Regions from separate parts of the Homo sapiens genome. Here region 2 is linked to region 1. The links are chromatin contacts, found by Hi-C or POLR2A ChIA-PET in ENCODE. All regions are on one chromosome and are shown on one strand. The core of a region is the stretch at or near the end of the contact, and the rest is flanking DNA. Distances in the headings are between cores, read along the strand shown.

The links. Hi-C counts contacts between places; a loop is a spot of excess contacts on that map. ChIA-PET counts read pairs that join two places held with the same protein, here RNA polymerase II (POLR2A). Pooled maps may share reads with other maps.
Region 2: a pooled map shows a loop between it and region 1 (12-fold over the local background). The contact joins the promoter of RPL39 here to the enhancer-like site in region 1. A Hi-C loop is called at or near these places in 1 of 168 maps with a recorded cell type or tissue (CD4-positive, alpha-beta T cell) and 10 of 50 pooled maps. POLR2A ChIA-PET finds 5 or more read pairs at or near these places in 14 of 52 experiments (AG04450, B cell, BJ and 11 more).

The regions. Positions count from the first base shown.
Region 1 is chrX:119,480,641-119,484,427 of GRCh38, forward strand. No RefSeq gene overlaps it. Among named protein-coding and RNA genes, the nearest start is that of SLC25A5-AS1, 13 kb to the left of the region's middle. RefSeq lists enhancers at 1,888-1,987, 2,038-2,087. Within about 2 kb of position 1,996, at least 23 of the 41 ENCODE cell types and tissues checked have a DNase peak (open chromatin) inside an H3K27ac peak, as active enhancers do.
Region 2 is chrX:119,790,092-119,794,294 of GRCh38, forward strand. RPL39 (ribosomal protein L39) reads right to left here and starts at 1,539. Exons shown (of 3, transcript NM_001000.4): 1 at 1,483-1,539. The coding sequence starts at 1,485. LOC107985694 (a long non-coding RNA gene) reads left to right here and starts at 1,625. Exons shown (of 3, transcript XR_001755949.2): 1 at 1,625-1,926; 2 at 3,485-3,645. RefSeq lists an enhancer at 1,274-1,533.

The DNA of each region.
Region 1 (3,787 bases), core at 746-3,245:
GGTGGAAGTTGCAGTGAGCTGAGATCGCACCACTGCACTCCAGCCAGGGCGACAGAGACTCTATCTCTAAATAAATAAATAAATAAATAAATAAATAAATAAATAAATAAATAAAATAGCCAGGCACAGTGGCTCATGCCTATAATCCCAGCACTTTGGGAGGCCGAGGCAGTCGAATCACTTGAGATTGGGAGTTTGAGACCAGCCTGGCCAACATAGTGAAACCCAATCTCTACTAAAAATACAAAAATTAGCTAGGTGTGGTGGCGGGCACTGTAGTCCCAGCTACTCGGGAGGCTGAGGCAGGAGAATGGCTTGAACCCGGGAGGTGTAGGTTGCAGTGAGCCGAGATCGAGCCATTGCACTCCAGCCTGGGTGACAGAGAGAGACCCTGTCTCAAAAATAAATAAATAAATATCTGTATAACGAAATAAATAGAGAATGAATGAATGGCATGTTGTAGGGTTTGTGCATTGGTTATTGATTGGCATGAATGAATTTTGGCTCGATCCAGCCACTTGATACCTGGGAACAATTCTGTAGCAATAAATGTACAGGGCCTTTCTTTTTCATTTTCTTACATAATAATTCAGCAAATGTCCGGGGCCTTTTGACTTGCAGCTATTGTTTTTCCAGACCCTGGGCTTACAGGGAAGATCTGGATATTGCAGGGGTTGGGAAATCAACTGGTTCCTGTACTGCTGCTATGTTGTCCATGCTAGAGAACCAGAGAGGCGGGACCTTGGCACACACCCCTCCCCTCCTGAAATCTGTGTGAAAAACAGCTGACTCCACATCCAGGGCTTCTACCATACTGTGTTCATGGGATGCTGGCCTGTGCCACACATGTGCTGGCCATCTTGTCATGAGCCCCTAACACAGAGCCCTCCACATAGTAATTGCCTGATGGATGTCTGGTTGTGATGATGACAATATTGAACAGTGGCTGTCACACAACATGACTCAGGCCACTCCAAGGGGAGAGGAACAGACATGTTCCTGGGGCACCTGAGGACGCTGCCGATAGAGCTGTGCCAACTGCACGCCCATGTGACTGATTAGGGCTGATTAGGCCAGACCTGCTCCCAGACCTGGGCCTAATGTTCCCAGCTTCTAAGACTATTTCAGCCACTAAAAGCCCATGAGAACCCTTGAGTGAATGTGGCCCTTTTTGACGTGCTCAGGAAGCAGGCAGAGTTTGTTCTCTCTCACTTGTGAGTGGGAGGCCTCCAGGAGTGCAGCAGCGGACTTGCTCAGTAGTAACATCCATTGTCATTTCTTGAGCTTTGACTATGGGCCAGGCACTCTTTTAATTGTGGATACTCATTTAATCCTTTCAGTGGCCTTATGATGCAGGTGCTAAGATTACCATTTCCCAGATGAGGAAACCGAGGCACCTGGCAAACCACGTGTAACACCTGCAGATGAAAACCCTGAAAACAAAGGGAACCCCCCCCCAACTTAGAGAGAGTCAGAAAGTAGCACTTAATGCTGCGGTGCCTGGAAAATAACCACGGAGGCCCAGAGGAAGGGAGGGGTTCAAGCTCTTTAGGGACCATCGGCCTGCTTGGGGACCTACCCATGTGAGGAGCCCCTGGAGAGGCGCTTGGTGCAGTGGTTAAGAGCATGGTTCCGCCCCTTTCCAGCTGTGAAATGGTGAGCAAGATTCTAAGTCTCACTGCCTCACCTTGCTCAGCCGGAAAATGGGGTCAAGAACACTACTTGCCTGGCACTGTAGTGAGGATGAAATAAATTAATATTTGCGAGGCGCTTGGCACAAAGCCTAGCATATAATATGCGCTTAAGTGTTTGTTAAATAACTACGGGCTCTCTCAGAGTCGGCCCCTTCCCTTTAGGCGCCGGTTTTGTAATCTGGGAAACTTTGTAAAGAGCGCTCTCAGCGCGGTGGCTAAAACAGTCCGCTAGGACTATGCCGAGTAGCAGCAGAAGGAAATGGCCCGGCCCGCCAGGCGGGGAGCTGCAGACAACTAGGAGAGAGGAGGGCAGGGCACGCCCTGAGGGAAAAAACGCGGCTTTTGCAGGCCTAATGGCGGTTGAAAGTCGCCGAAGTGCAAGGCTGGATTGAGACAGACAGGCTGAAAAAGTCGCAGCGCAGCCGCAGCGGCAGCAGCCGATGGCCGACTCCTTCCTTTTCCAGTCCACGTGCCCAGGCGGGTCTCCGGCCGCCTCTCGCACCTGCCTGCAGAGGGCGCGCTGCTTCTCGCCTCGGCCTGGGCACCGCGGCCGACTCCGCTGGAAGAGCTGTGTCCTCCACGCAGACCGCTTTCCACCAAGCTCAGCTAAACCCACCGCCCCCAAGAAGTCTACCCTGGCCGCTCCAGCCAAGCTCTTCCTCCCCTGAACCCCCAAAGCATCATCAGCACTGCATAATTTAGAACTTGGATATGTGCTGGCTGGTCACTGTGTCCTACGTATGGGACAAATCTTGGCTCAACAATATCATACTTTGCATTTCTCCCCCGAGTCACACACGGCCATTGGCATACCGGCAGCCACATAGCGTGTGCCCAGCAAACACCTGGTGTACCTCTACTGGGTCTCACTGTATTGGCTCCCAAAGGAGACTCTCAGGATCCCTGATGTCGCCAAGCCCTGGGGTGGCAGAAGGGACACCTGGGAGGATGCCTGCATGGCCTCAGTTGCCACTTCGAGCCTTCACTGACCAAATGAGGTCGGTGTAGCCCACCTCAGAAGGCAATGCCTTCGTGCAAAGGAAACCCTCTGCCAGGGAATCCATTGATATGGAAATATTTGCTGAGCCCCAGCTTTGGTGCAGAGCCCTGTGCTGGGCACCAGGGACACAGTGAGGAATAGAAAGGATTCTTGTGGTGATGGGAGGCAGTGTAGAAAAATTAGAATAGCAAGAGATTTAAAGTCAGGCTGGGCGCGGTGGCTCACGCCGGTAATCCCAACACTTTGGGAGGCCAAGGTGGGTGGATTATTTGAGGTCTGGAGTTCGAGACCAGCTTGACCAACAAGGTAAAATCCTGTCTCTACTAAAAAAAAAAAAAAAAAAAAAAAAATTAGCAGGGCGTGGTGGCGCATGCCTGTAGTCTCAGCTACTTGGGAGGCTGAGGCAGGAGAATTGCTTGAACCCCGGGAAGTGGAGGTTGCAGTAAGCCAAGATTGCACCACTGCACTCCAGCCTGGGCGACTGAGTGAGACTCCGTCTCAAAAAAGAAAAAAAACAGAGAGAGATTTAGAATCAGAAAATCCCCCACAGGCACTAGCTGTGTGGCCTTGGGCACACCATGTCACTTCTTTGAGTCTCAGTTTCCTCTTCTGTATCTCTGAGGGAGTCTGGAGTAGGGTAGCGGTGGTCAGATCTACAATGATAGCCAGATTTATAATGTTTTAATGTTCATGAGAACATACTTATCCATGAAGTAAGTAATTTAAATTACATTTTTAACAGTACACATTTTTTTTTTTTTTTTTTAGATAGAATCTCGCTCTGTTGCCCAGGCTGGAGTGCAGTGGTGCCATCTCGGCTCACTGCAACCTCCACCTTCTGGGTTCAAGCGATTCTCCAGCCTCAGCCTCATGAGTAGCTGGGATTACAGGCGCTCACCACCACACCCAGCTAATTTTGTATTTTTAGTAGAGATGGGGTTTCACCAGGTTGGCCAGGATGGCCTCGAACTCCTGACCTCAAGTGATCCACCTACCTCAGCCTCCCAAAGTGCTGGGATTACAGGCATGAGCCACTGCACCCAGCTTTATTCCTTCGATTTAGCTGTAACTTTGTAACCAACCTCTCCCTATC
Region 2 (4,203 bases), core at 289-2,788, 310 kb after region 1:
ATTTGAGTGCTTAACACATACCCCAGCCCCAAAATCTTCTCAATGCTAAGCCATCAAGCCAAGCAAGTCTCTGACCCTCACAACTTCTCTGGGGGCAGATACCACAGTTTCCATCGTTCAGATAAAATAAGTGGAATCCGGTTAAGAAACATGCACAAAATCAGAGCATCAATGTGCAGAACCAGGATTCAAACCCAGGTCCTTTCTGCTCCACAGCCAGAGGCTACCTTTCAATTTACCCTGTGGTCCCCCAAGGACTCAGACGACCACACTGGGAATGGCTAGGGAATCTGGCTTCCTGGGAAGAACACAGCTTTGAGTCAAACAGAACCACCTACCTACCATTTGCAAGTCAACGAATCTCAGTGCTCTACTTTGTAAAACAGGGGTACGTACTTTTCAAGTGTTATTGGGAGGGTAATTAAGACTTAGGGAAAGTCCCTGACATTCAGAAGATCTAACCTACTCACCATTTCGGTATTAATCCTAACTCTATCTCTACTGCTAAATTTCACTGGCTAAAAAAATAAACTTTTAAATTTAAAAATAAATGAAATGTCACTTTTCCAAGGATGACTGTCTCAATTTCTAGTTGCATCTTTTGGCTTTCATCTAAGGCCAACCCCAATACTCCCCCAAATCTACAGAATAATCTTGCAAAATTGGCACGGATGCAGGTTTAATGCCTGGCCAACCTGGACGAACATACCCTTGCATAATAATGGGAGCCAATACAAAGAAGGCAAAGATTACACCCCGTCCCCCATCCACAGTAGCAGTTGTAAATTTTGTCAAGTAATAAATTACTTGACAAGTAATAAAATACCAGTACTTATCGCCTCCATATCTAGAAATCAACATTTTACATTTCCCAGTAAAGAGTGACTGGTTCGCTGCTGCCATTTACTAAGAAGGCCAGAATGACACACAGGTTCGCAAAACACCCCTTGTTCTAGGCGCTTCCACGGGGTGACGCTCAAGTCTCTGAATAAACGTCCTCTAAACAAAAGTCCTGGGATCTAAAAATGCGGTTCGCTTCTCCACGCCAAGCTAAACCCTTTTCGAAAACCAGTAGCCCACAATACCCTCCTGATTACCCTCCACGTTGCGCATGCCACGGGCAGCCCACAGTCAGGCCACGATTTCGGGGGTGGCTGCCACCTCCCACCCCCCGCCTCCAGAACGAGTTCGCTACAAGCGAAGGGAAACCGGAATCCCTGCCCGACTCGGCAGCGGCCGGGCAAAGAAAGAGCCCCCTTGAATCCGCGGCCGCAGCGCAGCCCGTCCCTCTCCAGGTTGCTCGCTGGCTCACTAGCTTCCCTCCAGGCCACGAAAGACAACAGTGGCCGAACTGGATATTTTCTTGAAAAAGCCTTTAAAAGGCTCCCGCCCCTCAACGCTCCGCGCGGCCCAGGCATTTCCTGGCAGCGGCCTCGGGTTTTGGGAAGCCACCCCGGGGCCGATGGGGGCCGATGGACTTACCATGGCGAGCAGCGGAGTCAAGAACACACCACGATGGCGGAGAAAGGAAGAGGAGGGAAGCTGGCGGAAGAACGAGCTTAGAAGGCGCTTCCGATGGGCGGAGTTTAGGAGGTGACGCTATGCACCGACCGCCTCTTCTAGTGCCTTCTCTGTCTAGCGGTGCGCTCCCGTGGCGCCGTGGGAAAGCGCGCTGGTTTCTGCCAAATGCAGTTAGCTTTGCTTCGCTTCCCTAAGTGCGTTCCCCCAGGGGCCCGGCAGTGTGCTAGGGGCACCCTGCTTCGTAAGTGAGGCAGACAGCCCGTGATAAATGCCAAAGTAGAAGCCCCTCCGAAAAATTAAGGAGCCGATTGGGCGGGACTAACCCTAAGGGAGGGCAGGGGAAGCGACCGTCACCTCCGGGCGCCGGGGACTCGGAACGCCGGGTCGGAGCTCGGCAGGCGGAGAGTAAGTGCCATTTTCCCAGAGGGTTACGAGTCATTTCGGCCTGGCTGGGAGGTGTGGGAAGGGACAGTCGTGTCGGAGGAAGCCGGAGAAGTTGGAGGGGGTTGGACCACGTGGACGCTTATGTAAGCCTAGGGGTTTTCGACTAGGCGGAAGGTTGCCAATCAAAGTTTTCAACTCAGAAAGTTAGGGACAGAACCTCTTCCTTGGCTGCTAGAAGTCCAGCCTGACATTGTAGCCCGCCTTTGGCAAGATGTACAATAATTAATAACATGCGTTTGGGATGCTAGTGTTCCCCATTTTCATCCTTTTCCCCATTTAAAAGCAAAAACCTTTCCTTTTTGATGAGTAAATAAAATAAACATAAAAATAAGCTGGGCGTGGTGGCTCACGCTTGTAATCCCAGCACTTTGGGAGGCCTAGGCGGGCGGATTACTTGAAACGAGGAGTTCGAGACCAGCCTGGCCAACATGGTGAAACCCCGTCCCTACTAAAAATACAAAAAAACTAACCAGGCGTGGTGGCGGGCGCCTGTAATCTCAGCTACTGCGGGGGCTGAGACAAGAGAATCTCTTGAACCCTGAAGGCGGAGGTTGCAGCGAGCCGAGATTGCGCCACTGCACTCCAGCCTGGGCAACAAGAGCAAAACTCCATCTCAAAAAAGAAAAAGTAAATAAATAAACGCAAAAACCTCCATGTATATTTGCAGTCACCTCAAGCATTTTTACACCAACGGATTACAGCAAGGGTTTTTAACCTGGAGTCCACAAGAGTCCATGTATAGAATTCAGAGGATCCCATGAACTTGAATGGGAAAATACAACTTTATTTTCACCAAATTTAATGAAATGTAATGCTTTCTTTATTTAGGAATGTAGGCAACAGACCACAGTGGCATTAGCAGTACTCGTGACTTGGTCACTAATAGAAACCATAGATGGCTTCATGTTACATTACAGTTGATGCAGATGTCTCCATATATTATTTACACACTCCCTTTAAATTACATTAGTTATAAGTTCACAAATAGAACTATGTTAAGAAGCCCATGTATTACTATAGCACATATTTCCTTTTTTTTTTTTTCAAGACTGAGTCTCCCTTTATTGCCCAGGCTAGAGTGCAATGGCACAATCTTGGCTCACTGCAACCTCCGCCTCCCGGGTTCAAGTGATTCTCATGCCTCAGCCTCCCGAGTAGCTGGGACTACAGGCACGCACTACCACACCCAGCTAATTTTTGTATTTTTAGTAGAGACGGAGTTTCGCCATGTTGGCTAAGCCGGTCTCGAACTCCTGACCTCAAGTAATCCGCCCGCCTCGGCCTCCCAAAGTGCTGGGATTACTGGAGTGCGCTACCGTGCCCGGCCTAAAGTCACATTCTGAGGTCCTGGGGATTAGGGCTTCAACACATGAATTTTGGGGGAACATAATTTAGCTCATGACACCACCAGTCACCTTCTAAGGCCGAATTCAAATGCTGTCTCTTCCCCTTAGCTGGAAATCATCACCCCTTCAACACTGTTGTAATAGTTTATTTGTACCTTTCTTATGGCTCCTAGCACTATCTGTTCTGTTGCAATGCAAAAGGATGAAAGTAACAGTGGCTGCTGCTTATGGGGCTTGATAGTTACTATGTAGCTGCATGTATTAATTCAAGCCTCACTGTGAGCTTACCATGTTTTACCAGTGACCTTTTGAATCTTCACCAGAACACTACAAGGTAAGTATGGTTAATCATCCTCATTTTACAGAAGAGGGAACTGCAACAGGGACAGATTAAGTTGTATACCCAAGGTCACACAGCTACTATGTTGCACAGCCGGTACTCAGACTCAGGTAGTCCAGGCTTCAGAGTCTGTGCTGTCACCACTACCCTCTACTGCCTTTTCAACACAGATTTTGGGAACCTACTCTGTCTGGTTCGGGTCTTCGTGTTGGGGGTACAGAAGCAAACAAATCTGACCAAAAATCCCTGCCCTCTTGGAGTCTTGTGGCGATGGTATGGTTCTGGATTTTTTTGTGGTGGGAATTACACAAAGCTACACGTGTGATAGAATTTGCCAAGTGTGGTGACTCACGTCTGTAATCCCAGCACTTTGGGAGGCTGAGGCGGGCGGATCACCTGAGGTCAGGAGTTCGAGATCAACCTGACCAACATGGTGAAACCCCGTCCCTACTAAAAATACAAAAATTAGCCAAGTGTGGTGGCGCGCGCCTGTAATCCCAGCTACTCAGGAGGCTGAGGCAGGAGAATGGCTTGAACCCGGGAGGTGGAGGC